Linked DNA regions of Homo sapiens: region 1 is linked to region 2. The links are chromatin contacts, found by Hi-C or POLR2A ChIA-PET in ENCODE. All regions are on one chromosome and are shown on one strand. Each heading gives the region's core, a stretch centred on a gene start or an enhancer-like site at or near the end of the contact. The rest is flanking DNA. Distances are from core to core; before and after follow the strand shown. Region 1 has its middle 10 kb from the start of AKR1E2. Region 2 has its middle 21 kb from the start of PITRM1.

Region 1 (4,361 bases), core at 1,297-3,796, 1.6 Mb before region 2:
CTTGGTGAGAGGCACTCAGAGGGACGACTCGCAGCCTCAAGGAGGACGCCCTGTTCCTCTGGCCCAAAAGCAGCGAGAGCCTGATAACCGGGAGACAAGAGCAGGGGCCATCCACCTTCAGCAGGGACTGGCTATCCAACTGGCTTCTTCACCAGCCTGGTTGGAATTAAGTCCACTGGAAGGAAACAACAACTATTTTTAATATTAATTTAAGTTGTTTTTTTGTTTTGTTTTGTTTTGTTTGAGACGGACTCTTGCTCTGTCGCCCAGGCTGGAGTGCAGTGGCACAATCTTGGCTCACTGCAAGCTCTGCTTGCCGGGTTCACGCCTTTCTCCTGCCTCAGCCTCCCCAGTAGCCGGGACTACAGGCGCCTGCCACCACGCCCAGCTAATTTTTTGTATTTTTAGTAGAGATGGAGTTTCACCATGTTAGCCAGGATGGTCTCGATCTCCTGACCTCGTGATCCGCCCACCTTGGCCTCCCGAAGTGTTGGGATTACAGGTGTAAGCCACTGCGCCTGGCCTTAAGCTTTTACATTGGAATTTGTTTTGCCTTAAATTGGAAGAATAAAGACTGATTGGATGAATTGTGGAATCTATAGAAGGGAATATTCTGCCACTACTGAAATCCATGTGGTGCAGCCACACATGCTGATAGGGAAAGTGTCCAAGGTCCCACATTCAGTGAAAAAGCAAGACGTGTGATATGGTTTGGCTTTATGTCCCCACCCAAATCTCATGTTGACTTGTAATTCCCAGTGTTGGGGGAGGGACCAGGTGGAAGGTGATTGCATCATGGGGGCAGATTCCCCCTTGCTGTTCTCGTGATAGTGAGTTCTCATGAGATCTGATGGTTTAAAAGTGTGTGACAGTACCCGCTTCCCTCTCTCTCTCTCCTGATCGGCCATGTTAAGATGTGCTGGCTTCCCCTTTGCCTTCTGCCAAGGTTGTAAGTTTCCTGAGGCCTCCCCACCCATGCAGAACTGTGAGTCAATTAAACCTCTTTTCTTCATAAATGACCCAGTGTCAGGTAGTCATTTATAGCAGTGTGAGAACAATTAATACAACGTGGAATTTGATAAATATGATACATACATTCAAACACTTAATATACTGTATATACATACACACACATATACACATATGCATACATATACAAACATACACATATGTAAATACACACATACATACATACAAATACACAGACATGGGCACATAGACATACACACAAAGATGTACTCACAGACACACAAATACACAGACACAAGTACACAGACACACACACATATACTGTATACACACACGTGCATACACATATGTAATATGCATACACATACACAGAGACACAAATAAACACAAATAGACACACATACATACACCCACATAGACACACTCACCCCAAAGACACATACACATTCATATACACACACACACCCCATCTATCTATCCATCTATGTGCTCCATATGCACAGAGAATTTTGCAGTAAATGAGAAATGTAACAGTGATTACCTACGGGAGGGAGCAGTAAAGCATAAGACAATTTTTAAAATGCTGCATGTTGTGAGACTTTTAAAACACACATGTCTTAATTTATGATTTTTAAAAACGGTTTATAAATGGAAGAAATGTGAGAAAAGACATTTTTATATTTACTTGCACAGGCAAAAAATGTAAAGCCAACATATTTTTCGGAGCCTCATTTTCTAAATAATTATCTTCTTATTGATTATTTATAGATTGATTCAGAGAAAAATCACAAATTGTAAATCAAGTTGATTAGGATGTACTTCACTTGAGCTTTGGAAATATTTTGTGAATTCATTAATTTATAAATAAAATTGAGGGAAAATAATGGTATAATTAAAAATAGTTCCTACATGTTAGTGGACAACTTGCCTTCTAAGTTAGGACTTCAAAGTTGGTGAAACCCTTGTGCGCTTTATAGATTGGTTCTTCCTGCCCTCTGGTGGCCATTAATCGTTCCTACATATTAGTGGACAACTTGCCTTCTAACGGAGGACTTCAAAGTTGGTGAAACCCTTGTGCGCTTTATAGATTGGTTCTTCCTGCCCTCTGGTGGCCATTAATCGTTCCTACATATTAGTGGACAACTTGCCTTCTAACGGAGGACTTCAAAGTTGGTGAAACCCTTGTGCGCTTTATAGATTGGTTCTTCCTGCCCTCTGGTGGCCATTAATCGTTCCTACATATTAGTGGACAACTTGCCTTCTAACGGAGGACTTCAAAGTTGGTGAAACCCTTGTGCGCTTTATAGATTGGTTCTTCCTGCCCTCTGGTGGCCATTAATCGTTCCTACATATTAGTGGACAACTTGCCTTCTAACGGAGGACTTCAAAGTTGGTGAAACCCTTGTGCGCTTTATAGATTGGTTCTTCCTGCCCTCTGGTGGCCATTAATCGTTCCTACATATTAGTGGACAACTTGCCTTCTAACGGAGGACTTCAAAGTTGGTGAAACCCTTGTGTGCTTTATAGATTGGTTCTTCCTGCCCTCTGGTGGCCATTGCTCAAAATGCAGACAGAGCTGTGTGGAGGTGAAACAATGAAACTTTTTTTGTTTTTTCGCTTTGTTTTGTTTTGTTTTTGAGACGAAGTTTCGTTATAGTCACCCAGGCTGGAGTGCAATGGTGCAATCTCGGCTCACTGCAACCTCCGCCTCCCGGGTTCAAGCGATTCTTCTGCCTCAGCCTCCCGAGTAGCTGGGATTACAGGCGCCTGCCACCATGCCCAGCTAATTTTTGTATTTTTAGTAGAAACGGGGTTTCACCACGTTGGCCAGGCTGGTCTTGAACTCCTGACCTCAGGTGATTCGCCCGCCTTGGCCTCCCAAAGTGCTGGGATTACAGGCATGAGCCACTGCACCTAGCACAATGAAACTATTAATACAGCCCAGGCAGTGACTCACAGAAGCCTGAGAAATCCTCTCAATTTCCTCATTTTAATTTTGCAACATAATCTTGCTATCTTGATTAGTCTCACTCGATATTACTGACATAAAATCGAATTATGCCATCTCAAGTATTTCAGTTATATATTAAATTATCGAAAGCTACAGTAATTTTCTGTAAAACTTTTACATGTATAGTATATTGTTAGACCTTACCACAATAAGGGGTGTTTTGCAAATAAGAAAATAAAAACACTTTTAAGTGAACTTATTTTTTTTCTTACTGTTAGGTAAGTCCTTTAAATATTCTATATTTTTGTTTCACATTACCACTCCGTATGTTCTGTCAAGTGTACACTTACTATTCAGATTCCACGAGGAATAGAGTGACTCCGAGGGAGGCTGGTACACTTAGTAAGTGGCAGGCCCAAGGGTTGGAAAACAATCTGGCTCCTGAGTTTGTGTCTAAGCTTTCCTTCTTTTAAAAATCCATAGGGTTAATTGTGAAGTAATTTTTAAGCATTTAACTAGAATGTGTTGATAATGTGCAACTTGTAAAATCTTATAAGATACAATTTTTGTTTAAGGCAATGTTTGTTTACCTTTTTTTTTTTTTTTTTTCCTGAGACAGAGTCCTGCTCTGTTGACCAACCTGGAGTGTAGTGATGGGAGCTCTGCTCACTGCAACCTCTGCCTCCCGGTTTAAGCCTTTCTCGTGCCTCAGCCTCCCGAGTAGCTGGGATTACAGGAGCATGCCACCAAGCCTGGCTAATTTTTGTATTTTTAGTAGAGACGGGGTTTCACCATGTTGGTCAGCCTTGTCTCAAACTCCTGACCTCAAGTGATCCACCTGCCTTGGCCTCCCAAAGTGCTGGGATTTCAGGCGTGAGCCACTGTGCCCGGCTGGTTTACCGTATTTTTTAATACACTAATATGTGTTAGCCTCAAAGACCTAGTTTCTTCTATAAAGTTTATAAACCAGGCTTCATGATTTTAGGGGAGATGACTTTTTAGAATATCTAAAAGGAGATGTTTCATTTTTTAAACCAAAATTTAGAAGCAGAAGCTACCTGGCACTAGTGTCCTTTTATCCATCATGAAAGTCTAGTCCCTTTGGTAGGGGACAAATGGATGCTTGTGGCTCAAGAGAAAGTAAACCCTGAGAAAGAGTTACTGAGTTAGAGTATGGTTTCAGATAAAAACGGTGATTAACTTCAGAAGATTTTTTTTATAATTATGGAACTCCAGACTAAACATTCTTAGGGTTTCTGGTCCAAAAGAGCTTCATTAAAAAAATATATATATATATACTTGGACATTCCACTGATCGCCGCTGTTTCAGGTGGGGTCATTTTAAGCTGTTAGTCATCTCTGGACCAGTCGCTGTGATCATTCCAAATGATTTCCCCCTTGAATTTCAATGACATCTATGCTGGGCTCAAGGGCTCATGCC
Region 2 (4,570 bases), core at 1,163-3,662:
CCCACTCACTGCAGGCGAATCTACCCGGGAGAGAAGGGAAAAGAGGTTCCCCAAACACCACCAGGGAATAGGATGATATTCATAGCAACAAGCATTTATATGATACTCTGTGCTGGGTGCTTTACCTGTATGTACTCATGAATCTTGATAACGCTTGAGCCAGGAGCTCTTCCGTGAACATTGTCGTTTTGTAGAAGAAGAAACAGAGTCACAGGGCCCCCAAGGGACCTGCCCGGGTCCTACAGCTTTAAGAAGTAGAGCTGAACTTACACCCAGGGCCCTGGCTCCAAAGCCCACCCTGGTAATCCATGATGAATCACCCACCTCTGCGTTGGCCTCACCAATAAAGCTCTGATCCAAAGGTCCAGGCTCGGTCCCCGTGGTGGGCTGGTGGCATAACTGGACAAAAATGCCCCAGCGTTTGCTGGGATGGCTCTTGGAAGACCGCCAGCAAGTGGGAGAATACGAGAGAGACCATGCTGAGATGGAAATTCTAGGCCCGTATTCCAATGAACTGAGAAAAACAACGGGAAGCTGAAATAGAAACAGGGGTGATAGTGACATTTTTTTCAGAAGGACCTCCTGGGAAGATGGAAGTGAGGCAGACATGGCCCTTCTCCCGGACACTAGAGCCTGCACAGGCCTTCTCGATGGGTGAAGGGGAGCTGCTCCCCCGGCCTGAGGCCAGCGGGGGAAAGTTCTGGAACCTGAGCCCCTGAGTGTCTCCTGTGATGGGCAGAGCCCTGTGTGGTGACAAAGACAGGTGCTCAGTGTCTGCTGGCTCCTGAGCTTCCATCTGACTCTTCAGGACACAAACTCTCAGGTTTCCACTCCATTTCCCAAAGGGGTCTGTGCACACAGGGGGCCCCAGCCCAGCCCAGGAGCCACCAGGGCCTCCAGTCAGAGGACAGAGTAACAAATTTCAGTGAGGACAAATAGAAAAAACAGTAAGAGGGTAGAAGTGGAGTTAATCAGTTCATTGTTCCCTGTTTCCCTGAACAGAATTTTTTTTTAAGACGGAGCCTTGCTCTGCCACCGAGGCTGGAGTGCAGTGGCGCAGAGCAGCCTTGAGCTCCCGGCTTCAATCCATCTTCCCGTCTCAGCCTCCCGAGTAGCTGGGACCACAGGCATGTGCCACCACACCCAGCTAATGTTTTGTATTTTTTGTAGAGACAGGGTTTCGCTCTGTTGTCCAAACTCGTCTCAGACCCCTGAGCAGAAGCAATCTGCCTGCCTCAGCCTTTCAAAGTGCTGGGACTACAGGCATGAGCCGCCGTGCCCAGCCAGGATACTTGAAAATCTCAATATCATGAATTCGTTGCATATTATTTTGAATTCGTGTTAAACTGAACTATAGATATTCAGAAGATATTTTCGTTTTTCTCTTTTTTCTTTATTTTTAAACTTCTCTTGTTTCCTAATAAGGCTTTATCTCTCAATACTAAACATTGGCAATGCATTGTGTGGGTGGAAACAAGATTCCTGTTCCCTGGAAATTGGAAGGCAGATGGTGGCTTTCCAATGTCCATCAACTGCCAGGAGTTAAAGTGAGGGAGACACAGACAGGTGACCCCAGAAGCCATGTTTCTCCACATGTAAAGGACATATTTTCGGCTTCCCTACTCCCCTTTCTCTTGACGTGTCTCGCTGCTATTTATGGAGTTCGGGGTTGTCTGGTGATGCAAAGCCGCATTGCATAAACCTCTGTGCAGTAACACACCTTTGGGTGGACATGAGAGGTCCCTTAGTTTACTCTGTGGTGCTCATGGACACCATGTCCATGGCGTCCACTAAGAAAGCGTCATTCAAACCAGCTGCTGTCACTCTTCTCTTACCCAGGACACACCAGGCACCCGAAAACTACAAAGTGAGGGAAGGTTACTGGAGGGGTAGCCCTTCTACACAAAAAGTGGTTTGTCAAAACTATAGCTAGAAGGTAGTCCAGTCAAATGGCATTTGCCTTTTGACTTTATATCTTCAGGAGTTTGGGCAGCAAGTGAAAGAAACCAGCTTAAAGCTATAAAACTGGAAAATCCAGGAGTAAAGATGGCGTAAGGCAGGGTGAGTAGAGGGTGCAGAGCATGGGACCATCGTCCTTCCCTCTCCTGCCCTGCCTGGCTTTCCACGGCTTCATTTCGGGGAGGCTTAGTCTGTCTCTCAGAAACCCAAGTGAAAAATAAAAGTAACTTTCCTAAGAGTCCCCCAAAATTCTAGAATTGAGTTTTTGCTGACTTAGTCATTTGTTCATTCCTTATCCAATCACTGTAGCCTGAGGCAGGGAAACGCTCTGATGGGCCAGGCCTCCAGCTCAGAGGTGAGTCCAGGCCACGTGCTATGAATGGAGAGCTATTGTCTGGGGCAGGAGGCAGAGGAAGGAGGGCTCGCGCCGAGTGAAACGAAGAGGGGAAATATGAATGAATGTCTCGGAAGCAAAAGCAGCACACACCCACTCCAGACGCCACGCCCAGAGCTCCAATTCCCAACAGGGGCGCCGCGCATTTCTTTACAAATTATTTACAACAGGGCACCGCACAAGCCCCCTGTCCTTTTAGAGCGCACCGTGACGTTCCATCCCTTTCCAGCGACAGTGGCTCTGTTTCACTCTTCCTGTTTAAAATGCCAGCCTAGCAGTATGAATTGGTTGTGAGTTTGAATAACTGTCATGAAAGCAATTTTAGTAAAAATAAATAAACCATGTGAAGGACATATTTACTCAACGCAGAGCCCTTGCCAAGGAAATTGTCAAAGTTAGAAGAAAGGCAGCCACCTAGTGGCAGCATCCTGTCATAACACTGCTAGAGTTGGGGAATTCAACTCTATTTAGGGGGAAACTATTGTTATCAGTGAGATGAAATACAATTATTTTAAAAATATATTATTTGCCCCATTTTTGAGACTGGGTCTTGCTCTGTAGCCCAGGCTGGAGTGCAGTGGTACGATCATGGCTCATTGCAGCCTCTACCTCCTGGACTCAAGTGGCTTCCAGAGCAGCTGGGACCACACGTGCGCACCACCACACCCAGCTAACTTTTTTAATTTTCTGTAGATACGAGGTCTCACTATGTAGTCAGAGCTGCTTTTGAACTGCTGAGCTCAAGTTTAGAGGAAGCCTTTCAGTGCAGTGAGAGACTTTTGTGGGGGGGTCCCTCAGCCACCTGGAAATGACTGTCATCCAGGAAGTTATTTTCTACCCACCTCAGCCTCCCAAAGTGCTGAGATTACAGGTGTGAACCACTGCACCTGGCTTTATTTGCCCCTTTTAAAACAAAGCCAGCCGGGCGCGGTGGCTCACGCCTGTAATCCCAGCACTTTGGGAGGCCGAGGCGGGCAGATCACGAGGTCAGGAGATCGAGACCATCCTGGCTAACAGAGTGAAACCCCGTCTCTACTAAAAAACACAAAAAAATTAGCCCGGCGTGGTGGTGGGCGCCCGTAGTCCCAGCTACTCGGGAGGCTGAGGCAGGAGAATGGCTAAACCCGGGAGGCGGAGCTTGCAGTGAGCCGAGATCGCGCCACTGCACTCCAGCCTGGGAGACAGAGCAAGACTCCGTCTCAAAAAAAAAGAAAAAGCCAAATTCCATCTATAAATTCACTTGTGGAATAGTTATACAGAAACTATTTTCATTTCATTTCATTATGCCTATGTTACGTTAAACCCTGCTCCTGGTTTACTCCCTGAACCTGGGATTTCTAATACATATGGTAAGATTTTCAACTGCTGTATTTCACTGATTCTAATACATATGCTTTCTGTTCACATTCGTATGACCCAATAACAACACTATTGGTTTGGCATCCAACGATGTGAATTCATCTTAGTAATGGATCATACTATTAAGTGGAGAGAGCAAGTCCCAAACATTTACCCAACATATGCTATTATTTGATAAGGTGAAAATCAAGGAAAATAATAAATACATGTATTTTAAGAGAGCATGCACATATAATAAACATATATGAAAAGTAAAGCAAAGGCCAGGTGTGGTGGCTCACGCCTGTAATCTCAGCATTTTGGGAGGCTGAGGCGGGCAGATCACCAGAAATCAGGAGTTCGAGACCAGCCTGTCCAACACGGTGAAACCCCGTTTCTGCTGAAAATACAAAAATTAGCCAGGCACGGTGGTGCGCACCTGTAAAGCCAGCTACTCGGGCAACTGAGGCAGGAGAATTCCTTGAACCCAGGAGGTGGAGGTTGCAGTGAGCTGAGATCATGCACTGCACTCTATCCTGGGCAACAGAGCAAGACTCCATCTCAAAGAAAAAAAAAAAAGTAAAGGAAGAAAATAGTTAACTTGGGTCAGGAGGGAGGGGTGTAGTTTGGGAGAACTAAATTATTATTTTCAGTATTTCAAAATAATATAAAATATACAAATATAAATATATCAAATATATTTCTTTAAGTCCTACCATCAAAACTCTGTAATCTACTCAGTAGTCTATCCATCAAGTCTATTTCTCAGCAGAAGTTTTATTGCATCTGATGTTAAACCAGATTTCAATGGCTGCAGGAGAGATATTGGCAAATAGGGGGTCAGAGGGCGAGAGAGAGAGGAGGGATGGGGGCCGCATT

What was found. Hi-C counts contacts between places; a loop is a spot of excess contacts on that map. ChIA-PET counts read pairs that join two places held with the same protein, here RNA polymerase II (POLR2A). Pooled maps may share reads with other maps.
Region 1: a pooled map shows a loop between it and region 2 (11-fold over the local background). The contact joins two enhancer-like sites. A Hi-C loop is called at or near these places in 2 of 168 maps with a recorded cell type or tissue (PC-9 and endothelial cell of umbilical vein) and 9 of 50 pooled maps. POLR2A ChIA-PET finds 5 or more read pairs at or near these places in 1 of 52 experiments (PC-9).

The regions. Positions count from the first base shown.
Region 1 is chr10:4,813,601-4,817,961 of GRCh38, reverse strand. No RefSeq gene overlaps it. Among named protein-coding and RNA genes, the nearest start is that of AKR1E2, 10 kb to the left of the region's middle. RefSeq lists enhancers at 2,398-2,447, 1,884-2,531. Within about 2 kb of position 2,546, at least 10 of the 41 ENCODE cell types and tissues checked have a DNase peak (open chromatin) inside an H3K27ac peak, as active enhancers do; they include endothelial cell of umbilical vein, where a contact is called at or near this core.
Region 2 is chr10:3,191,233-3,195,802 of GRCh38, reverse strand. No RefSeq gene overlaps it. Among named protein-coding and RNA genes, the nearest start is that of PITRM1, 21 kb to the right of the region's middle. Within about 2 kb of position 2,412, at least 3 of the 41 ENCODE cell types and tissues checked have a DNase peak (open chromatin) inside an H3K27ac peak, as active enhancers do; they include endothelial cell of umbilical vein, where a contact is called at or near this core.